Linked DNA regions of Mus musculus: region 2 is linked to region 1. The links are chromatin loops, found by intact Hi-C in ENCODE. Cell type or tissue: left cerebral cortex. All regions are shown on one strand. Links, peaks and the distances in the headings refer to the core of each region. The heading gives the core; the rest is flanking DNA.

Region 1 (12,699 bases), core at 2,180-10,179:
TTAAATAAATACTATAATAAAAAATTAATGCTATATCTGCTATATGCTTAAGAGGGCATATACAGAAATACCACAATTTTAGTCAAGAAAACGGTCAGAATTATAGTACTTCAATTCTGTTACAAAAGTGCTTTTAGAAATGTGGGGAATAATTTAGCCATGGGATATTTCCAAATTTGTTAGTCCAATCTGACTTTATTGACACATATTATTATTGCTTAAATTACTCATGATTTATGTTGTTACATTGTTATATGTTATAAATTTATGCAATATATTTAATATTCTGTTCATTTTAATTTTCATTTTAATTAATACTAATACATGAAAAATAAATAACATATACATGCATATATATATATAAAACAAAATTTAGAAATTTAACTGTATATCTGATGATGTTAAATATATTTTGTTGTATAACCACCATGAACACCCATCTCCACAACTTTCCTTATCTTTGGAAAGGGCTACTTTACACCATTAAAGTGTAAGCCCAAAGCATCTGGTAGCAGACATCGTGCTTTTTAGATAAATGAGTTTTTTACTATGTTGGGTATGTCATAGAACTGGAGTCATTTTAATTCTTGTGTTTTGATACTGCTTCTCTTCACTTCTTTAAGATTCATCCTCACAGTACATTTTGTCAGAAATTCTTTCCTTGTTTGATCACAGCCTAGGATCAAACATGGGGCCCTGTGTATGTTAGAAAACACTCCCCAGTGAGCTACACACTCAGCAATTCTTTTTAAGAATTTAAAGAATTTAAGAATTTCTTTCCTTCTTAAAATTGAATATCTTCTGTTTTATGCACATATATCATTGTGTTTTTACTCATCCACTCTAAGGTAGATAAACATAAGAATTACTTAGAACATCAGTGAGAAAAATGAAGGGAGAATGAGGGTAGAGATGAGGGCAAGGAGGTACAAGGGCAGGGAGAGAAGAAAAGAGAAAGACTCATGGTTGCTGAGGCAATAATAGGAAATCTAGGAAAGATGGAGCTAATAATGAGCACAAAACAGGTAATGTAAGGAAAAGGGAGTTAGTCTGGTATCAGAAAGCTTTCATATACTATGTGTGGTGGTTTGAATGCTTAGTCCAGAGACTGGCACTATTTAGGGGTATTGCCTTGTTGGAGTAGGTGTGCCACTGTGGGTGTGAGTTTTAAGACCTGCCTGGAAGCCAGTCTTCTCTTTATTGCCTTTGGAACAAGATATAGAACTCTCAGCTCCTCCTGCACCATGCCTGCCTGGATGCTGCCACACTCTCATCTTGATGATAATGGACTGAATCTCTGAATCTGAAAGCCAGCCCCAATTAATTGTTGTCTTTATAAGAGTTGCCTTGGACATAGTTTTTGTTCACAGCAGTAAAACCCTAACGAATACAGAAGTTAATACCAGGAGTGGGGTATTGCTGTACTAGGCTTTACCATGCTTTTGTTTGGGAGAATGTGGATTTTGGAACTTTGGATTTGGAAACCAGTGGAATCCTTTAAGTGGGGTCTAATGGGCTATCCTAATAGGAATAAGGAAGCATTTGTTGATAGGTGTGATTTGAACTGTGCAGATCTGATCCAAGACATTTCAGTGGAGAAGAATTTTAGTATGTGGCACAGAGACCATTTTTGTCATAATTTGGTGATGAATGTGGTTGCTTTTAGCCATTGTCTGAAGAGTCTGCCTAAGGCTAAGGCAAAGGGATTTAGATTAATTGTTTTGAAAAAGGAAGTCTTAAAACAGCCTAGTATAAATTGTGCTATGCAGTTACTAAAGTTCAATCTTATGGAGAGTGTTTTAATGAAAAGCAGCAAGCTGAGAAAGGAAAAATACAAAATATATGGTTCAAGTATTAAAGGGACATCAGGAAGTGGAATAGAACTGGATCCTATATTCTAGTAGATAACAGATTAAGGGAATGGAACTTTGGGGCAAGAGCTCACCCAGCTAAATTAGGTCCATGCGTGGTGGTATATATCCCTAATCACAGGAGACTGGGACAGTCAGAACTCTGAGTTTAGCATCAATCTACAGAGCAAGTTCTAGGACAGCCAAGCTTAGGAAGGAAGGGATTTGGAAAACAGAAAGCTAGTAATAGGATACAGGGGACCATGTTCTAGCCCCAGGAAGCAGCAGAATTCAGTAGTTTTGGCCATGTGGCTCTGGCTTTAGAGATAAGAATAGATGGGACTACTGGGACAGTTGATGCTTCTTAGTTGGAACTAAGAAATTAGTGGTGATTAAGAAGAGATTAGCATTACTGAGGTGAAATCTGGGAAGTGTTTTCTGAGAGTGCAAAGAAACAGTTATCCAAGATAGCCAAGGTTGTACTTTGTGCAGTAGGTAGACTTGGAAATAAGTAAGAATCACCAACAAGGTTCTGGTTTTGAAGGTATGAAGGGGTCAAAGAGAGCAGTTGAAGCTTGGCACTGGGAAAGGCAGAGAAGGCCATTGGTGAATGTGCACCTCGGCTGCAGTTGATAGCCAAAGACTGAAGGGTCACAAAAAGAAGTTGAGGCTTAGCACCATGAAGAGAACCTATGAGAGGCTATTGGTGAAGCCTCGTTGCAGCAGAAGATCCCAGCATATTGGAGATGCCAGAACTATAGGATGATCACCAAGAACAGCAGCAACAGTGGAGGGGAGTTAACCAAAGCTACAGAGGTTAGAGCTGGACATATAACCCAAGCCCTTTGGAGGAGCCCAGAAGATCACGTGAGGATCCAAGACATTGGAACAAGAAGCTGTAATGTTGAGGATGCCTTGGAGACTGCATGATGTTTGAGATGCCAGAACCATGAGATATCTACTGAGGAAAACTGCTAATAGGAAGTAGGAGCAGCCCAGGAGAAAGAAGTTTGTTGTAGTCAACAAAGATGAAAAAGGAGTTGGAGATCTGAAGACTGTTTGACATCAGACATGGAGATATAAAGTTTGGAGTTTGCCCAGCTGGCTTCCTGTCTTGCTTTGGGGGTTATACTTAAGTGGTTGGATTAATCTCAGAAAAGACTTTGAACTTTTAACATTGTTGAGACTGCTATAGACTATGGGGACTTTTAAAGTTGAATTAATGTATTTTGCATTATGCTATGTTTAGGTATGACCCCCATAGACTCATATGTTTGAAGAAGCTGATGGGGACAGGGAGTGGAATGTGGTGGTTTGAATATGCTTGGCACTATTAGGAGGTGTGGCCTTTTTGGAGTAGGTATGACCTTGTTGGAGGAAGTTTGTCACTGTGGGCATGTGCTTTAAGACTCCCATCCTAGCTGCCTGGAAGCCAGTCTTCTACTGTTTCCCTTTGGAATGAGATATAGTATTCTTCAGCTCCTCCTGAACCATGCCTGCCTGGATGCTGCCATGTTCCCACCTTGATGATTATGGACTGAACCGCTGAACCTGTAAGCCAGCCCTAATTAAATATTATCCTTATAAGAGTTGCCTTAGTCACAGTGTCTGTTCACAGCAGTAAAAAGACACTCTATTCTAACCCAGTTTTTCTAAATAAGAACTAGTTAAGAAAAGTTATCCCTAATGTAATCCCACGATGAAAATGTTCGGTCACTGACCACCAAATACAAAGATAACTGGATTTTGGAATATATAGAAATTGTATTGCAATACCTCCCTTCCAATCCTAGTTTGCTGAGAGGTTTTATAATGAAAGAGCACAAGTTTTGTTTAATATTTTTCCTTGTCAGTTAAAGTGTGTTTCTGTTTCTTCATTTTATCCATGTGAAATATAATACTAAATTTTATATGTGAGAAAATTCTTACATGCCAGTGATAAATTATACTTGATTATACAGATTAGCCTTGAGGCTGAAGAGGTTAAGAGCATTGGTTAAGAGCATTTGTTGCCCTCCAGAGAACCAGAGTTCAGTTCTTTTCTACAATCCATGCTGTGTAGCTCTCAATAACTTCAGCTCCATAAGATATATTGCCTCTGGCGTCCACAGGCATTAATACTCATTTACACACACACACACACACACACACACACACACACACACACCACAACTAAAACTAAATCTTTCAAAATGTATAATCTCAGAATGTTGTTTAATCATGTAGACTTGATGTTACCAAGGAATTTACTTCGGCATTCATCAGAGATATTGATTTTATAAATGTGTAAACAATAGATAAACTCCTGAAAGAGGGTATGTTCTTCATTTGGACATGGACGTGGCCATGTAAAGGACCAGTGTCTCAGATCCACGAGAATCTAGCCAAGCTTCCTCCCCCACCCCATAAGGCTAGAAGCAGTGAATCTGTCCTCTGGTCCAAGTCTGAGTACTTAGGAATGATTGATTTATATCTACTCTAACTAGCACGACAACTTCATCCTCTAGTTGTTTCACAGCCTGAAACTGCTTGTACCTAGACAACTCCTACTTAGACAAGCTCATTTCTCCCACTTGCTGTACACAATAAATATACCGAGGCTCAGGATAGCTGTGGAGGTTGATGTCACCCCACCACCACCCCCCAGCTTTTCTGTAGGTCTGTTAGTATGTCTCATTTCCACAGTCCTCCTCTACCCTAGTAAAATTTCCAGAGTCATGGCATGCAGGTTGCCAAAAGTGTACAGTTTTTCTTTAAGTCTTTCTCTAGCTTTGGGGTCAGCCTTTTGGGATGAGATTAGGTGTCTTGTTTTCTCTTCAACTGGTTGGAAGAGGTATTTCTTCCTGAACTAGTAGGGTAGAATTCAACAGAAAAGTCAACAGTTCTTGGGCTTTTGTTCTTGTGATATTTTTATTACAGACTAGGTCAATACTAAGTTTATTCATGTTTTTAATTCGTGATTTACTCTTGGCTAGTGATGCAGTGCTGGGAATTTATCTGCTTGAATCGGGCTCTCCTGCTTGCTGCTGTCTACCTTTATACACTGTTCCCTCACACAACATTCTATTTCTATAAAGGTAGCAGCAAGACGTTTTCTTTCCTAGTGTTTCCTGGGTCTTCTAATCCAAAACAGATCTCTTGGTCTCATTCATCATATCTATTGTTTTCTGGGTGTTCATATTTTATCTCTGGCTTGCTTCCCATTTTCTTCTTTGTGCTTAAACTAACTCTCACTTTTTATTTCCATTACAGGTAAAGTATAATTATTAATAAAAGATATTTCTCCATTTTAAAGAGATAATTTACAGGTAATTTTGGAGTTAGCACTGTATTTTTGAAACTCGCATTTTATAGTGTGTTTTAACTTGTGTTTGTCTGTATGTTTCTCTTTTGATTCATTTTTTTTGGCTGCTAATTGTTAATGGTTAATATGTTGCAAATTTCCATACATTCGCACACATTTTCTGGCTTCCCTTTCCCACTTGATTTCCAATGTTACTCTATTGTGATCACAAAATAACATTATTTCAATATTTTAACACCTACTAGGATTTTCTGTGGCCCCAAATATTGTTGCTAATGCTCTGTGTGTGCTCTTGAACAGCGTGCATGTTCTACCTCTGTCATGTAAAATGTTCATCAAGTACCTGGGAGATCTGATTAGCATCGTCCCCGTCAGCTACATCATGACTGACATCTGTTACAATCATCTATTACTGAGAATGTGGACTGGAAGAATTTCATACTATTGAAGGTGTATGTCTTATCCTTCAATTATGTAAATATTTATATTACACTATCACATGTATTAAGGGGTGAAAATGTATGGGCATGTTACAATTGTGTTTTAAAATGCATAAAGCAAGATCAGTAAATGTATTCACGGCTCATTTAAAGGTTTCTTCAGGTGCTATGGAAAAGGTTGGCAGATAGCTCTACTTGCTACACCTTTGGATCTGCCATTAAGTTTAGTCAGAGTACATACTAGGTGGTTTACAAATAATGACAGCTTGGCAAGAGTGCTGGAGACAGGCTATTTCTGTCCAATGTAGGACTTCTGTGGACAGTCTTTATTTAGAGACTCATGTTGGCTTGACCAAAGGTTTTACAGAAATGTGCTACAGTCTCTCAGATTTCTGTCAATCCTTTCCTTCAGTCTTTTTTTCTTTCTTTCATAGGTTTAAGGCATACATTGTAGTCTGAAGAATTTCCCTGCCTACTTTAATTATTCTTTGAGCCTTCCTTTCAGAGGATTGGAGTGGACACATTTTGCTCACAACTGGGAAAAAAGTGACCTTAAAAATAATATAATTTCAGTCGGGTGTGGTGGTGCACACCTTTAATCCCAGCACTTGGGCGGCAGAGGCAGGCGGATTTCTGAGTTCGAGGCCAGCCTGCTCTACAAAGTGAGTTCCAGGACAGCCAGGGCTACACAGAGAAACCCTGTCTTGAAAAACCAAAAACAAAAAAACCCAAAAATAATATAATTTCAAGAAAATTTTATCCTTACTTCCCAACATATATCAGAAAAATTAAATATATCAGTCTATCTAAGTTTGAATATTCATTATAGTCAAAGGTCAAGTCTTACACTGAGTATCTTAAAATAATATCAAAAGAATCTATTTTTCAGGAAGAAAGAATTCCATAGCATCTCCCTTTCCCATATATGTTGCTCATGCATGTGTAGGCCCTTTAACCTGTTCTTATAGGTACTATTAATGGGCAGAACAAAAGACTGTTAAGAAATGTTAGTTGCTCATGTTCATTCAGCCTGGAGTAAACCAGGAACAACTGCAGATGACTTAACCCAGGCCCGTGCTGCAGGAGGCACACTCTGCTTGAGTCCTTTTGTAAATTACAAAACGATGTTCTTTACTTATGAACCGTTATTTCTACATTTCAGAAAATTGTTATTTTACACTGATTTCTGCAGAAGGAGACATCTTACTGCCATCTGCTGGAAATTTTGAAATATATATATGTGTGTGTGTGTGTGTGTGTGTGTGTGTGTATGTGTGTGTGTGTGTGTGTGTGTGTGTGTGTGTGTTCATATGCAAACAACAATGCTTATTATGTAAGTGGAGCCTTGCTAAATATGCCACATCCTATATAGCAGCCTGGAGATAAGGCCACTGCCTCCTAAGAAATGTGCTTTCCATGTTCCCTATAGTAGCAGTGGGGAAGGGTCGTGAGGAGAATTGTTTATAAGGACAAGTAATGAAAACCATATTAAGAGGCTTAAAAAATGTACCAATTCTGCCTGCTTATTCGAGTTATTAGCTATGAGTAATAAAATAGTTTCTTACCTATTGTGTACATTAGAAAAATATTAGTCTAAATAAGATAAATGAAGGAAGGACTTTCAAAACCTTCCAAGTTATATAAGTTCCCAAGCTGAAAACATGATACATTATATTTTCTCGGAATTAGTAAAAGCTTACATAGATGGCCAAGTTGTACTGTGTACCACACGTCATCCCATTGGCTATAAAGTATAAAAGGCAATTTAACACACGAAGTATAATGAGTGTAATTTAATTCTTTGCTTATGCTTTAGAATCCAACTCAGTTCTTTACATAGCCTGAAGCTGGTGTATACCACATGTAGTATGGTGGACTAGAACTATGTGAAATTGCTGTAATTTATATGACCACAATGGACAAATGTTTCCTTCTAAGATGAATAAATTATGAAGGCTTGAATATTTAGGGTTCTTAAATGCTGACCTCCTTTCTGACCCACCAACCAGAGGTAAGAGGTAAAAGGTTAATGGGAAAGGGATATTGTGGACCTGTTTAGAAGTAGTTTCTTGGGGCGATTCCACCATGCCTTGTCAGGATTCTAGCAGGTTAGTTCAATAGTAAACACCAAACACAAATCAGTAGCGAAGGCATCATCCAGCAGAATAAATGGTGCATCTCTGAGATAGCACAAGTCAGAGGAAGCAGCCAGAATTAGCTGGAGCACCATGAGAAGCACCACTAACGAAGACCAGTCATGACCAGTGAGGAAATGAGGGATTGTAATGCAGGAGCATCCTCTCACTGTTTGTGGGGATCAATTTATATTCTTTCTTTTTTTTTTAATTTATTTTTTATTAGGTATTTTCCTCATTTACATTTTCAATGCTATCCCAAAAGCCCCCCATACCCACCCCCCAATCCTCTACCCACCCACCCCCCCTTTTTGGCCCTGGGGTTCCCCTGTACTGGGGCATATAAAGTTTGCAAGTCCAATGGGCCTCTCTTTCCAGTGATGGCCTACTAGGCCATCTTTTGATACATATGCAGCTAGAGTCAAGAGCTCCAGGGTACTGGTTAGTTCTAATTGTTGTTCCACCTATAGGGTTGCAGATCCCTTTAGCTCCTTGGGTACTTTCTCTAGCTCTTCCATGGGGGCCGTGTGATCCATCCAATAGTTGACTGTGATCATCCACTTCTGTGTTTGCTAGGCCCCGGCATAGTCTCACAAGAGACAGCTATATCTGGGTCCTTTCAGCAAAATCTTGCTAGTGTATGCAATGGTGTCAGCATTTGGAAGCTGATTATGGGATGGATCCCTGCATATGGCAATCACTAGATGGTCCATCCTTTCGTCACAGCTCCAAATTTTCTCTCTGTAACTCCTTCCATGAGTGTTTTGTTCCCATTTCTAAGAAGGGGCAAAGTGTCCACACTTTGGTCTTCGTTCTTCTTGAATTTCATGCGTTTAGCAAATTGTATCTTATATCTTGGGTATCCTAAGTTTCTGGGCTAATATCCACTTATCAGTGAGTACATATTGTGCAAGTTGCTTTGTGATTGGGTTACCTCACTCAGGATGATGCCCTCCAGGTCCATCCATTTGCCTAGGAATTTCATAAATCCATTCTTTTTAATAGCTGAGTAGTACTCTATTGTGTAAAGGTACCATATTTTCTGTATCCATTCCTCTGTTGAGGGGCATCTAGGTTCTTTCCAGCTTCTGGCTATTATAAATAAGGCTGCTATGAACATAGTGGAGCATGTGTCCTTCTTACCGGTTGGGACATCTTCTGGATATATGCCCAGGAGAGGTATTGCTGGATCCTTCGGTAGTACTATGTCCAATTTTCTGAGGAAAGGACAGACTGATTTCCAGAGTGGTTGTACGAGCTTGCAATCCCACCAACAATGGAGGAGTGTTCCTCTTTCTCCACATCCTCACCAGCATCTGCTGTCACCTGAATTTTTTATCTTAGCCATCGGACTGGAGTGAAGTGAAGTCTCAGGGTTGTCTTGATTTGCATTTCCCTGATGATTAAGGATGTTGAACATTTTTTCAGGTGTTTCTCAGCCATTCGGTATTCCTCAGGTGAGAATTCTTTGTTCAGCTCTGAGCCCCATTTTTTAATGGGGTTATTTGATTTTCTGGAGTCCATCTTCTTGAGTTCTTTATATATATTGGATATTAGTCCCCTATCCGATTTGGGATAGGTAAAGATCCTTTCCCAATCTGTTGGTGGCCTTTTTGTCTTATTGACGATGTCTTTTGCTTTGCAGAAGCTTTGCAATTTTATGAGGTCCCATTTATCGATTCTCGATCTTACAGCACAAACCATTGCTGTTCTATTCAGGAATTTTTCCCCTGTACCCATATCTTCGAGGCTTTTCCTTACTTTCTCCTCTATAAGTTTCAGTGTCTCTGGTTTTATGTGGAGTTCCTTAATCCACTTAGATTTGACCTTAGTACAAGGAGATAGAAATGGATCAATTCGCATTTTTCTACATGATAACCGCCAGTTTGGCCAGCACCATTTGTTGAAAATGCTGTCTTTTTTCCACTGGATGTTTTTAGCTCCCTTGTCAAAGATCAAGTGACCATAGGTGTGTGGGTTCATCTCTGGGTCTTCAATTCTGTTCCATTGGTCTACTTGTCTGTCACCATGCCAATACCATGCAGTTTTTATCATATTTGCTCTGTAGTACAGCTTTAGGCCCGGCATGGTGATTCCACCAGAGGTTCTTTTATCCTTGAGAAGACTTTTTGCTATCCTAGGTTTTTTGTTATTCCAGATGAATCTGCTGATTGACCTTTCTAATTCGTTGAAGAATTGAGTTGGAATTTTGATGGGGATTGCATTGAATCTGTAGATTGCTTTTGGCAAGATAGCCATTTTTACAATGTTGATCATGCCAATCCATGAGCATGGGAGATCTTTCCATCTTCTGAGATCTTCTTTAATTTCTTTCTTCAGAGACTTGAAGTTTTTATCATACAGATCTTTCAATTCCTTAGTTAGAGTCACGCCAAGTTATTTTATATTATTTGTGACTATTGAGAAGGGTGTTGTTTTCCCAATTTCTTTCTCAGCCTGTTTATCCTTTGTGTACAGAAAGGCCATTGACTTGTTTGAGTTAATTTTATATCCAGCTACTTGATTGAAGCTGTTTATCAGGCTTAGGAGTTCTCTAGTGGAATTTTTAGGGTCACTTATATATACTATCATATCATCTGCAAAAAGTGATATTTTGACTTCTTCCTTTCCAATTTGTATCCCCTTGATCTCCTTTTGTTGTCAAATTGCTCTGACTAGGACTTCAAGTACAATGATGAATAGGTATGGAGGAAGTGGGCAGCCTTGTCTAGTCCCTGATATTAGTGGGATTGCTTCTAGCTTCTCACCATTTACTTTGATGTTGGCTACTGGTTTGCTGTAGATTGCTTTTATCATGTTTAGGTATGGGCCTTGAATTCCTGATCTTTCCAAGACTTTTATCATGAATGGGTGTTGGATTTTGTCAAATGCTTTCTCAGCATCTAACGAGATGATCATGTGGTTTTTGTCTTTGAGTTTGTTTATATACTGGATTACGTTGATGGATTTCCATATATTGAACCATCCCTGCATCCCTGGGATGAAACCTACTTGGTCAGGATGGATGATTATTTTGATGTGTTCTTGGATTCAGTTAGCTAGAACTTTATTGAGGATTTTTGCATCGATACTCATAAGGGAAATTGGTCTGAAGTTCTCTATCTTTGTTGGGTCTTTTTGTGGTTTAGGTATCAGAGTAATTGTGGCTTCATAGAATGAGTTGGGTAGAGTACCTTCCGTTTCTATTTTGTGGAATAGTTTGTGAAGAACTGGAATTAGGTCTTCTTTGAAGGTCTGATAGAACTCTGCACTAAACCCATCTGGTCCTGGCCTTTTTTTGGTTGGGAGACTATTAATGACTGCCTTTATTTCTTTAGGGGATATAGGACTGTTTAGATCATTAACCTGATCTTGATTTAGCTTTGGTACCTGGTATCTGTCTAGAAACGTGTCCATTTCATCCAGGTTTTCCAGTTTTGTTGAGTATAGCCTTTTGTAGAAGGATCTGATGGTGTTTTGGATTTCTTCAGGATCTGTTGTTATGTTTCCCTTTTCATTTCTGATTTTGTTAATTAGGATGCTTTCCCTGTGCCCTCTGGTGAGTCTAGCTAAGGGTTTATCTATCTTGTTGATTTTCTCAAAGAACCAGCTCCTTGATTGGTTGATTCTTTGAATAGTTCTTCTTGTTTCCACTTGGTTGATGTCACCCCTGAGTTTGATTATTTCCTGCCTTCTACTCCTCTTGGGTGAATTTGCTTCCTTTTGTTCTAGAGCTTTTAGATGTGCTGTCAAGCTGCTAATGTGTGCTCTCTCTAGTTTCTTTTTGGGGGCACTCAGAGCTATGCAGGCACCATTTCAAGTTTCTGTTTTCAGCAAAATATCACATGACCTTTCAATTGTCTGTTTTCAGCAAAACATCACACGCCCTCTCACAAGACAGCTTCCAGAAAATCATCGTATCACATGACACAACTGAGTTGTTATAGAAACCAGGAATTTCCACCTCAAGATTGGGATCCTGCTACTCAATGTTCGTGACAACAGTGAAATCATAGGGTGTGTCCTCGTCTGATCAAATTTTGGGCCACATACAATGCAAAAGGTATAGGCGGCTCTCTACAGAACCGCATTGAGAAGGTAGCTGATTACAGCCAGTGCAGACCTCCAGAATTGTGAATAAATACATTTCTTTGCTTGAGCTACCACCCTATTTTCTTTTTATGGCACTCTGAACAGGCTAGTAAACTTGGTAATTCAGTTCTGCATCAATGAAATCATATCACTCACTAACCCTAGCATGACTTATAAAAATTCCAAATTTTGTATGAGACATTTTATGTAAATAAGACTCAAATGTAAAAGATTTTCAGTTTTAAAGTACGCTTTAAATTTTCTTAATTGCATTTATCATTAGTGTGTATGTGTATATATGGTGTGTGTGTTTCTATGTGTGTGTTTGTGAGTGTGTGTGTGTGTGTGTGTGTGTGTGTGTGTGTGTGTGTGTGTGTGTGTGAGTGCGCGCACATGCTATGGTATACTGTGTGTGTCAGAGGATAATTTCCAGGATACTTTTCTTGGCTCTCTTCTACCTTGTTTTATAAGCAATGTTTCTCTTATTTCTGTTTTGCTGCATATTCAGGGCTAGTTGTCCTGTCAGCTTCAAAATGGTCCTCTTGTCTTTACCTCTCATGTGGGAATGTTAGGATTCTGGATATGTACTATAATATCCATCTTTTTACACAGGATCTGTGTCTCAAACTCAGCTCGGCATATTTTCCTTGTTAAGCAGCTTTTCCTCTCTAAGCCATTTCACTGGCCTCCTGAGAATGTCTTGAAACTGTATTTGAAGCAAGCATGTAGGATAAATAGGACCATATAGTCACTCACATAATGATCCCCTTTCTTCATTCATTATCTGGAATGATATTCGGTTAACCAAAAGAAAGAACTGTGACATCCATGTTCTCATGAGGTTGACTGGATGCTTTCTAGTTTTGCATGGTTTCTCA
Region 2 (12,699 bases), core at 2,574-10,573, 670 kb before region 1:
TGTTTGAAATTTAGAGACATAAAGATAATTATTTATTTATCTATTTTTGGTATATTTCCAATTTTTCTAAAGTTATGAGTGCTCAAAATACTACTAACTTCACAGTGAATTTGTGAATTCCATGTAGACAATAATTGGCACTGTATGGCTGAAGTGCAGGCCTGCCATGTTCAAGGCCAGCTTGTAAAGTGTGATACGTCAAATCATTCATGAGTTATATCTACTAAAGTTACCTTATTAACGCTAATTTTTGTTTGTTTATTCTGAAATCACATCACATCCAAAAAACAGGCAAAATCATGGAATTCCTATTATGTGCATTATACAATTTTCCTCAAATGTTGATATTCTACCCTACCTACTATATCCTTGTATCATGTTCTCCATCTCTGCTCCTGTGTCTATACAATTTTTTTTCTTGTTTGCGGGTAGTATCAAATATGATGCTCTTTACTCCTCATATGCCTTATCTGCTCTCCTCAAAGCACAGGTAATTGTTTATACAATCATTACGCAATGAGAAAAAGTACAAGAATGGAATCATAAATATTATTCTTGTTTGGTCAATTCCACTGTCAGGATTGTTAGGGGTGGGGGAAAGAGGAAAGTCTGTCCCAGGATCTAATCCAGTATTAAAGCTGTTTCACAGTGAGATAATTTCAACCTATGACATTGCTCAGAATCCCAATACTTATGTTTTTCTGTTTTTCTATTTTATATAGGATATATGAATTCTTAAATTTAGATAATTTTTCTTGAGATAAGCTTTCTATGTAGTCCATTCTGATCTGGATCTTAGGTTCTATGTAGTCAGGTCTGATCTGGAACTTCTGGTTAGCCCCTTCCTTAGCTCACAAATATTGCTATTGTATTTGTGTACTACCAGACAAAGCTGGAATGTCATTTTCAATTTCATTACTCTCTTCAAATGCCTGACATTTGTGTTATTTTTGGGGTGGGAAGTTTACCATCTTAATCATCTTTAAGTAGACACTGTCTTTATTTTAAGCATATTTAAAATTTTGCACAAGTCATCTTCAGAACTTTTTTTAATCACAAAATTTCAACTCTGCACATGTGAAACAATTCTTCTTCTCCTCAGTTGTACCTTCTGCCCTGTCTTTGAAATATTTACTTCTATAGTTGCTACCTACATTATAAAAATATTTTAGATAACATGGTATGTTTATTCTGTACAGCAGGACATCACAATAATTATGCCATATACATCAAAATGCTACACACAGATGAAGAGCTAGGAAATTTGTGTCATCTGGATACTTGCAGTGATTTAGTCTTTGAGTGGGATGGCATTCTCTTATGACTCTAATTTAATATTAGGCAGCTCTTTCAGGAATGTCGATAAGTAATTCCTAAATCAAAATTAAAACTCAATCCAATCTTTACCCCTTGTGTTAGTCACGATACATATTGAGTGAAAAGAATTTCAATTTACCTGTCGGTTTTCTTTTCATATTAAATTTCCTTGTGGCCTTCATCTCCTTACTTTATACCAAATAGAATGGAGACCAGATCTTGATTTGCTGTGCACGGAAAATATTACATATTCGTGCTGTAATTCCTTACTTTAATTTGTTTTTCTCCAGAAAACAATCAATAGTTGAGCAACAAGTCAACTGCTATTGGATTTAATATTAAGACCACAGACAAGAGCTTGCCTTGACAGGATAATGACAGCTTCATTGTTTATAATCAGGAATCTCCTATCACTGCCATCATCAAGGGTAGTAGCTACTCAGAGGTTCACTTTGCTTAATTTCACAAAAACAGATAATTCCAACACCAGAAATGTATTACTCAGATGTTGAGGTCACTTCATAATTAGGACAGTCTTTTTTTTTTTTTCCCCTTGGACATTTGTTCAAATTGCGAGCATTCAGAACAGCAGCATTACAACTCAGTGGCCAACCCTCAACTGCCAGACCTTTTTCCTTTGTGTATCTCTTCTGCCATGTTTAACTTACACACATTTCACCTAAATTATGCCATGAATATTTTAAATTTTTCTAAAACCAGCAAGCATATATTTAGGATATAAGTGGTGCATATTAACTTGTGCAGTGACACATTTGCATATAGCAAATTTTGATTCTTAACACTTTGTGTGGCCGACTTTTCCTTTTCTTTTCCTACTCTATTATTTTCACAATTGAGATTATAATACAATACACTTTGGTCATATTCACCCCAATTCCTTTCCTTAACTCCTCTTAGCAGAGGATTTGAAAAGAGAGATCTTTTGCAGTATATATAATCACTGCTTTTGATATTCAGTGTAACCAATTCTCCACTCTTCATTCGCATACAAAAGTTCTTTATATTTTATTAGAGTTATTGTGTGTTGGGAGTGGGTATGTTCAAGCAATTCTTGAGTAGTAAGTACTTAGACCTGGTGAGACATTTGCCAGACTTCCCCATTCTCTTTTATAATCCTAAAGTATATTATATACTCGATATGTGCACTGACAGATGACTTGTGTACTTAATGAAAGTAAAAGAAACTCAACATCAAAATAGAGGCTTTTCACTAATGAGAATCTGTGAGACTCTTCAGCAAAACATTAATCAGTTAACATTTCAATTCTCAATTATATTAGACAATACATCTACTCATTAGAATTCTAAACAGTGATTATACACATGGAGGACAGTTGTCTCCATATTATTGTACAAATTACTAATTTCTGCCAATTTTGTTAATCTGTCATCCTTCCTTGCTTGCTTCTTTCTTTCTTTTCCTGTTTCCTTCTTTCTTTTCCCTTCCTTCCTTCCTTCCTTCCTTCCTTCCTTCCTTCCTTCCTTCCTTCCTTCCTTCCTTCCTTCCTTCCTTCCTCCCTCCCTCCCTCCCTCCCTCCCTCCCTCCCTCTTTCTTTCTTTCTTTCTTTCTTTCTTTCTTTCTTTCTTTCTTTCTTTCTTTCTTTCTTTCTTTCTTTTCTATTTCCTTCCTTCCTTCCCTCCCTCCCTCCCTCCCTCTCCTTCCTTCCTCTCTCTCTCTCTCTCTCTCTCTCTCTCTCTCTCTCTCTCTCTCTCTCTCTTTCTTTCTTTCTTTCTTTCTTTCTCCTTCCTTCTTTCTTTGTATGCATTTCTGTGAGTTGACTCACCTGTGAGTACTTAGGGGCCAGAAGAGAAGACAACCCTGTCCTTTATTTACTCCTTTGAAGGAATGTCCCTCCCCCCACCCTAAATATGTGGCTCATCCTTTCTCAGCTAGTCCAGAAGGGAGGTAGCTTTGGTGATCCTCTTGTGTTTGCCCACTGTAGAGATGACATTACAGGCATTTGGGGGAAACTAAGCTTGCTATGAGGGTGAGAGAAACCAGTCTTCATAACAGGGAAACAAGTCCTCTTGATGACTGGTCTATCTGTCCAGATTGTTATTGTGAATGTGTTCTGTGGCCGTGTGTTATACAAAGGTTGATTGAAACAATGAAGGAAGTACAAATGCTTTAACTTATTTAATAATTTATAATGTGTATATCCCACTAGTGTGGCAAGATAAGCTGAATAAATTTCTTGGATGTTCATAGGATATGTAAAAGAAATAAATATGTGTCTTCTACATTCACCACAGAACATATTCTGTAGAATATGTGCCTTATGCATCATTTGGATACTAATTGACTTGTGACATTTTTCTTAATAAACCACTTTTGAAATAATGGTACAATAAGCAAAATTGAATCTTAAATTGTCTTTCAGGACTAGAACTCAGGTTGAAAATCAATTAAGGTATGATTGAGTCTTCCTAGCATCAGAAGAGGGAAGCATATAAATAGTTATAATTTATTTATGTATAACCACACATATTCTATTCAACAATAATTTATTTATAGGTTATCAATTTATTTACATTTGTATTTATAAGATAAAATATTTAATGCACAGTTTTGATGGCCTCAAAATATATGAGTCAGGGGAGAACGCAGTGATTTGGAGTCACCTACTGGGAACATATGGATTTGAATGTGGATGAGGGCACCCCTCCAGGGTATTTGGGTTTTTGCCTTTGGTTGCTAATCCTCTGGAGGTGAATAATAAGAATATTGGTTTCTAAGGGTCAATATAGCTTATTTTTATTTTGTGATGTCCATTATGTACTAAATACACAAAGTACTCTACAGATTAGGATTATGTGTAGTCTAGTATTATTTCTGACATTTGTCATGTGTTTCTGGTTCTCTTTGTCATCACTCATTAGAAAGCATCCCCGTGAGAGAAAACACAACACAGTATGTCTATCTCATTTGGCAATTATTCAAGTCCAGTCTCTAGACCCTTTTCAATACTTTTAAACACTAATTGGATGTATGCACAGTCTAAAAGTGTCTAGCATATGGGAGAGTAGGGTAAACCCTGCTGTCTGAAGCTTCATACTACTTACATTTGAATTTTAGCCTCAGCTTTAGCATAGCTATGAGGTATATTACACCGACTACAGAAGCAAAACCTGGTATCTCTGGGTTGCTCAGTGTTTTTCTGAGCTGGAGTGAGTTATCTCATGGATGTGAAACATGTTAACTTTTTAAAATGTCATACAAAAATCAATATAACATCCTAATTTCACCTAAAATAAATACTTAGGTAACACTGTGGACAGAATAAGAGAAATTAGGAAACTCCCAGCAGGTTTTATATACTGGGAAAGTTGTCCCAGGTGAATGGGTGGTAGAAATATTGACAAGGGATTGTTTGGGAAAAGATAATTTTAAAGAAAGAATCATTTCATTTTAAGTAGACAAGGTACAGCTCAGGGGTCCCATCTGGAAGGGAAGGGTACCTCCCTTATCCCTCCTTCCTTGGCGATGATTCTTGTGGGTAAAATACTCATTTAAATAAAGGTGGGGCATATACAAAGTAGTTCAGCAGCATTCCCATGGCAGCGAAAGAGACCCTGATGTCTAAAATAGGAGAACATCAGAGCGACAGAAGTTAGGCATCATCTAGCTTCTTTCATTCACAATTCTCCCCGCTAAGTTTACACAGTGAGTGAATTTTGCACCATAAGAATGGGTGGATCCCTAGAACTAATTCTGTATCACGGGCAAGGTACACTGGAAGCGTTTTGCTCTACTACAGAATCCAGGCACTTCTTCATTTGTACATTAGTGGACATCCTTCTGCCCCAAGATATAGGTCATGGGAAACACAGCCCACATTTTGTCTCAGATTTCCAACCTTGCCCAAGAGTCTGCGATCATCCAGGGGAGAGACACCTGTGCCTTGGAGACCTAGGTGAAGTGCTCAGCCTCTGTGCTCATGGGGCACACATTCTTGCTCTCTCATCCTCGTGCCTGCCTGGCAGCCCGCACCCACTCCACAGCACTGGCCAGGCCTGAGAACACGGCGGGCTAAGGCGGCCAGGAGAGTGCGCTTGCACTTCGCACACCCCTCCCCTCCGCAGCAGCCTCCTGCCACTCAGGCGACTCGACTTGCGGCCCCGCCCAATGATAGTCCATAGTCTCCGCGTGCGCCCCGCCCTCGGACCCCGCTTCCAATAGGAAGCCGGCGGGGTTGGGCCGCACGGGCATCCTCTCCAGCTGAGGCCACGGCCGGAGCCTGGCTGGGGCGCGGGAGAGGCAGGTACCAGCGCGGTCTGCGCAGCCCCAGGCGCTAGAGCTGCGCTCTACGGTGGAAGAACGGTTCCCGGGGGAGCCAGGGACCAAGGCGTCGGAGCGGGCGGAAATTGCGCCTGACCGGGCACGGTCCGAAGTCCGCGCTATGGGAGAAGAGAAATACTTGCCTGAGCTGATGGCAGAGAAGGATAGCCTGGATCCATCTTTTGTGCACGCGTCGCGCCTTCTGGCGGAAGGTAGGACCGGCTGGGCTCCTGCCAGCCCCGGCAAGGCGAAGTTGGGGAGGGCAATCTCTCAGCTGGGCAGAAACTGTCCCTGAGAGCCCTTTCCTAATGCAGGAGGCACAGTGCTGGATGCCTGGCTCCTCGGAGGCTCAATTAGCCCTGAGGTCTAATGGCAGAGTGATGCGACCTGTTAGGGTCCTGGACAGGGAAACTAGCAAGTGTCAGGTGATCCACCGGGACCTTGTTACTTTGCAGAAGCCAGCAAAATCAGTTCAGGAGTAAATGCGATCCATGGAGTGTTCTGAGAGTATCTTGGTCACAGATTAACGTTATTATATATTTATTTATTTATAATATATATTTTTCCTTCTGCGTTTCAAAGTGATTTTGATAGCTTTTAATAGGTATTTTCCCTGGAAAGTCTTAGAATTATTCAACAATAAAGTATGCATGTTCGTATATTTATGTGAGCGTGGTAAGCAGAGGCTAAAGTGCTTATAAATGTAATCGAAACGTGATGATTGGGTACTATGCAAGATACTGGTCCCTAGGAACGCTCCATAATTGATCAACTGATTTTTAAACCAGGTGTGCGTTTTCTTTTGTGTACCTGTGATGTAGCAGAGATTCAGTTCCCAGAGGAACATCTATGTCTTGCCTTTTGCATTGCTTTGAAAGGTCGTTTGAAAAAAAAGGTACACATGAAAACTTCTCCGTCAGAAATATTAACCCAATATAGTTCCATATATGTGAAACAATGGTAGCAACTGAAGACATCCAGGATACCTGGTACCCTGCACTCTCCTATTTAACACAACTGCAGAATTTTTAGATGAATGTTTTATTAATAATGAAGTGCTTCATCATCAAACTGGCTAGAGTGTAGCTTTGTAGCCTGAGGTCTTACCCACTAGAAGAATCAGTGACATCTTTCTCTCAGCATGCCCCTCAGCATTAAGATACTTTTGAGATTTACTTGTGTATCATAGAAAGATTTTTACTCCTCATACGATTCAGAGACATTAGATGCATTTTGGCATTTTTAGTGGTTGCTATTTATTATAACCTATAATAACAAAGTATCTCATGAAAGACTGCCAGGAAAAAATGTGGAATGTGAAATACTTATCCTGTTTTCAAGGGAAAAGCTGGCTTTGTAGAGTAGTTAGGCAGTGAAATGCAATCATGTTTACCACTACCTAATAATCAAGTCATAATAAATTAAACTGAAATACTAAAGTTACGAACAGTACTCTTCTCTCCTGTTGGAGAGCAACTGCATATTGGAAAATAATGACTCAATAAACATGAACAGATTTAAAATGTGTTCTTTGATTTGTTTGCTTCAGTCAGTTCTTCAGAAGTATTTCCATTCAGTGTACAATGAAAGAAGATTCAAAATCTTCTCTGACCTGGAGCTCTCTTTGGGACAGATGGCTCAATAATTAGCTCATTTAATAATTTAATAATTTAATAATTAGCTCAATTAATGTGTATTAATTGTATTTCTAAAACTTACAGAACTAAGAGATGTAGATAAAAGTCTTACCAGGGTGAGATGCATGAGTATTTTTGACCAGTAAAAGAGTTAGGAGACCACGAAGTATCTGGTTTCCTGCTGATTTTTTCTTTCCCAAACACTAGATTTCTTCAGATTTAGGAAATCATTCTAATGTACCTTGTAATTTAATTTTTTCCCAGCAGGGGGAAGCATGGCCTGCTTTTGTAATGGGTTATTTTAAAAAGCTCAGGACTAGAAAGGCATCTCAGTAAGAAACAAAGAGGGTGCCTAAATTTCAGAGAATTCCTAATGAGAAAAGAGAGAAAGAGAAGGAAAGAGGTGGCGGCAGTAATCCTAGAGTAGTCAGATAGTTCCATAAAAAGATGCACAGGGCCGCCATCACTTCTGTAACTGTACACATGCTTACTAGAGTGTAAGGTAAGCGTGCTTTGGAGTCTCAGCGAATCATAATGCACATGTTGCATTATAGATTTTTTTCCATTGTCTTCTCAAAGGCCATTTGTGAGGGTTTCTAGGATCACTGTAGAGATTTTATTTCTCATACCTGGAAATGCTGCGTTTGAAGGCATCGGCTATAAATAAACCTGACACAGATACTCAAATGGAAGGAAAGTGCACACTGGAGTGCATGTCAGCAGTGCTGGGCAGACAGTCTTGAGACTGAGGGGGGCAGTAAGAATGATCTAGATGATTCCATTCTTTGGAATGAGTTTCGAGAGGCAGAGATATAAAGCAGGGAGCTCTCACAATGGCTTACTTTGCTTTCTGGTTAGTGATAGATACCAGCCTCTCCTTAGTTGTGCCTGCTTCTTTAAGCGTACAAGGCTGTGGGGCTTTGAATAACTTTTGTTGTTGTTCTTTTCATTGTATTTTATTTCATTTCTTTCTGTTTTGTATTTTCAGTAGGGGTCATACAAAAATAATTAAAAGACAATAATTTATGATTTTGACTATTAGTTATAGCAGATTTTGAATAATATGTGTTAAGGGGTTTGTATAATGCATAACTTCCCTGCTGTAATTACAGTTTTATGTAGTTGGCCATTTGTTATGGAAGGTGTTTCTGAATCTGCTCACGGGACAAACCCAGCATGATTCTGAAAGTTCTGGCGCAGGTCGGATTCTGCTTTAGCCTTGGAGTCACATGAGGCTATTTGTATCTATGCTACCTTAATTTGATTCCATGCTTATTTAGCCGAATTTTGTAAGTTTTCCTTCCCTGGTCCCAGTTTTCTTGTCTCAAAGAAAATAGTGAGACTAGGAGATCCTAATGTTTCCAGAATTCTTATTCACTCCCAGATGCCCTCTGCTGAGAAGAGTGATGTTTTCGGATTCTGAACAGAAAAAAAAAAAAAAGAAAGAAAGAAAGAAAGAAAAAAGTCAATAGCTGAACATTTTTGGTATTTTTCCATTCCTTCCCAGTATAAGTAAATATAGTAATAATACATTTCTTTCACCATAGCATGATTTGAGGCATGTACACGATGCTGTATAGTGGAGACAGATTCATGCTCTTAATTCTATTGAACTACTTTGAAGGCTTGGGTCTTGTATGTGAAGTACCTGTGTGAACATATGCTTGTTTTTGATTGAACATGCTGGGTGGCAGATTCATACTTCTTGATTCAATTGCAGCATTTAATACTTTCTGAAGTATTATTCAATTCAAGTAAAGATGATTCAGACAAGGCTTTCTACTCTGCATTCTTCACAAATATTAACGGATTAACCAATGTTTTAGCTAATTAGTGGGGAGGAAAAATCAAAGATTAACAAAATAGTTTTGAGCTACTCTAGGACTCTTGGTGACAGACTTGGCCTGACAACTGTAGTTAACCTTTATGTTTACAGATGCATATGGGTTTTTAAGTGTGGGAAGATGGCATCCATTTGTATTTATCACAAATGATAACGTATCAAAACCGAGCTGGATTTAAATTCTCAGTAAGGATCACTTTAAAATTTAGATCATATTCCCTAAATGTTCTCCGCAGAGCCAGGCACAATGGTTAAGTCATGGAACTTATCGACCCTATGCCTAAAATCATCTTCTGGCTAAGAAAAAAAAATCTACTCATGCAACTATTTCAGTGGACTTTCCTCTTGATGAATCTAATGTTTTTTTTTTTTTCCTCTCTGTTGATATTGTATAATCCTATTTACATTTTGAAAATAAAAACAAACATGGGCATAGATTAAATTCTTGATATCTTCAGTCTGCAGTCTAACCAATGAATAACGTAGTAAAACAATGCGTTTTAGCAATGAACAATCTGGTACTGAGTACTGACCCCTGCACAGGCTGCGCTGACGCGAAGATGCGTCTGCTTTCCTGTATGGTACTCTTTTTTTTTTTTTTTTTTCCTATCTGTAAAATGGGAAATGCAATGCGGATCAGAGAGACAATTTGAGGTAAGTATTTTTGCTTACAGTAAGAAGGGGAGAATTTTATATAAATATAAGAAACACATTTCTTTAGCATTTGAACATGTCTGCTTAACCACATTTGAGACTGGATTTGATAAGAATAGGAAAATAATTCCTACTTTGCTATTTGAATCAATGCTGAATAAAAATTTAACTCATAAACAAAATGAGAAAACAGATTTTCATGATTGCAGGGAGAGATTTTTTTTTAATGCCCCTTCCCATCAATGGTTACTTCTCAGGCTAGTTTTTTTTTTTTTCTTTTCTTTTCTTTTTTCTTTCAATGATGACATCAGATCTCATCAAGCATCTTCAGCTTACAATGCCTTCCCACTTAGCAGCTTCCTGGGTCTCTGTGTATATGCTCTGTTGTGTTCCTTACTTCCTACCACATTCAGATTACATGCCCTTCACATACAGACTTCCTATTCATGCTTCCATACTCCATGTCCATCTGACATACAGACCCCCTACCCTCACATGCAGACCCCCATGCTCATCCTAACAGGCAGATCCCATGGCCATCATCACATGAAGATCTCATGTTCATCCTCACATGTAGATTTTAATTGGGCTTACTTCTGTAAACAGACACATGACCAAGGCAACTCTTATAAGGACAACATTATTTGGGGCTGGTTTATAGGTTCAGAGGTTCGGTCCATTATCATCAAGGTGGAAGCATGGGAGCATCTAAGTAGGCATGGTGCAGGAGCAGCTGAGAGTCCTACATCTTCATCTGAAGGCTGCTAGTGGGACTGACAGCAGCTAGGAAGAGGGTCTGAAGCCCATGCCCACAGTGACACACTTACTCCAACAAGGCCACACCTACTCCAATGAGGCCAAACCTCCTAATAGTGCCACTCCCTGGGCCAAGCATATACAAACCATTATACAGACCCAATGTCCGTCCTCATGTGCAGATCCCATGTCTATCCCTTTATTTGCTCCATGTGCATCCTTACATGCAGATCATATGTCTGTCTGCACATGCAGACCCCATGTTCACCCTTTTATGTAGGCTCCATGTCCATCCTCATCTTCTTGTAATAACAACAGCTGATTATGTTCTTTCAGCGTCAACATCTACATCACCAGTGCTTCCCATGCACACTGAGGTTGTTTCGGAGACAAAGTTCTTTCCTTGGGTCCCCCACTTCTATTTATTCTTGTAACTGCCTTTTCAACATGAATAACTTAAAAAAATAGAATGTGTCTCACTTGCAAAAGTAATAATATTAATCTTTCTTGACACTTATCCTCCCTTGTGTCTTTCAAGTGTCTGATGTTATCAATCTGCATCTGGTTCCCTCATTTTTCTTATTTTATTTTCTCGAAACCCTTCAGTCTAGCCTGTGTCTTCAATATTGTCCTAAAACAGTCACTCTACTGTCGGAGTCACCCCTAACAGCTGTGTCCAGTTTCTCTCTACTTTCCCCCTACCCATTGGGCCTGTAATTCCTACTGTTGATACTCTCGCAGGGTCCGTCTCCTCCCTTTGCTTGTGCAGCTGGCCATGGCTGGGTTCACCTTCTTTTTAGACACTTCTGCCTCTCAGTCCACTTCAATAAATACTGTATTTCACAAGGATTCATCTAAAGTGGAATTTTGACTAGCACATGCTTTTTAAACTAATTTCTTTTTTCTGAAACATGTAGTTCATACTCTTTGACACTCTTACTACATATCTCCTTTGCAGTCTTATCTTTTGATCCTTTCAGCTTGATTTATCTCACCTGGAACAAATAATTCACTTCCCTATGGCCACTCTCCTCATCCTTACCTGTCCACCCCAAGGCTGCTCTACATGGTTTCTGTTTTCTCAAGATCACTGATGTCAATTCATCATTCCAGGGTGGACTGGTCCATATCAGTAGACTGCACTCATAACGCACAGCAAATTATCAGCATTGAATCAACTGTATCCACTATGAAAGCTGTTCAGATAGTGCTTTTCAGCCCACTCACAGAAAGTTTTTCTTCAGCCGACTTCAGAAGCTTCCCCTGGGGGCCTCTTTCCTATGCCATCTGGCATGATATATAGTTGTCTGCCTCTTTTCTCCCTCCTGTAATTCAGGTTTCATAAGTGTTGCATCTCTCTGGAATGACCTTCCTTAATTTGTCTACCTGGTTGGAATTACTATTCATTCAACAACTTGGGCCAGGTTGCCCCTTAATCTGTGAAAATAGCTTATTTATCTGGGTTATCTATTGTGGATTAGAAGAACCTGCCTCTCTTGTTTTTTACTTTTGCACAACTACACTGCAACATGCAATTTTATTGGATTTTGTGTTTCTTTTCTCTAGCTGGGAGGTTGGATTTGTGACTTAGGTCTCTGAATCTTTAATGCTTGCCTTCATTCTCTGCATCTGACACATGGATACCAAGTGGATGAAATCAGTCTTACATATTACCTTTATTCTAGTTAGAAGACATCCCCTGAAAACAAAATTCCAGAAACTCGTTCACTGTCAAATTCAGCCATATTTTATCAAGTCTTACTTCTAATCACAGAGGATCATTTTCAGAGCATGTATTCACCAAAACAAAACAAATCAAACAAAAAAACCCAAACCCCAAACTTATTTTGCAGTTGTTATGCATTTGCCAGTAATTGTGAAATGAGAAGAGAATGTGAAATTTTAGTGTATAATATCCAAACTGAGAAGATGGCATTGATAGACTGTGAGGGTGCAGCTTTGCTGTGTCTTGTGTGGTCCTGTGTAGGCTTGCATGATTACTACTGCTGAGATGTCCAACTGTCTCCCCCAAAGATCTTCTACATTAATGCCTAGGTTACTCCCTCACAATGTCCCTGCCTATTGTTTACAGTTAATTCAGCTTTTTAGCCAACATCCCTTCCTTTTCCTTTTCTTCTTGGATTCTCACAACAAAGGGTATACATCTTTTTCTGTGGTCCCTGACTTCCATC

What was found. A loop is a pair of places that touch in the nucleus more often than their neighbours do. Peaks named below come from ENCODE experiments on the same cell type or tissue, not always from the same donor. Only the 100,000 strongest peaks of a DNase experiment are listed, where the experiment ranks them.
Region 2: a loop joins it to region 1, with 5 times the contacts of the local background. A loop is called at or near these places in 4 of 42 quality-filtered maps.

Annotation. Positions count from the first base shown.
Region 1 is chr1:32,841,419-32,854,117 of GRCm38, forward strand. No RefSeq gene overlaps it. Among named protein-coding and RNA genes, the nearest start is that of Gm24732, 280 kb to the left of the region's middle. In left cerebral cortex, for the core only: no CTCF peak of the experiment used is centred there; no DNase peak of the experiment used is centred there.
Region 2 is chr1:32,167,180-32,179,878 of GRCm38, forward strand. It overlaps Khdrbs2 (KH domain containing, RNA binding, signal transduction associated 2), which reads left to right and starts at 5,543. Exons shown (of 9, transcript NM_133235.3): 1 at 5,543-5,829. The coding sequence starts at 5,739. In left cerebral cortex, for the core only: a CTCF peak has its summit at 7,517 (motif pointing right); DNase peaks (open chromatin) are centred at 5,509, 6,535, 6,751, 7,582 and 1 more place; H3K4me3 peaks cover 4,320 bases; H3K27ac peaks cover 3,159 bases.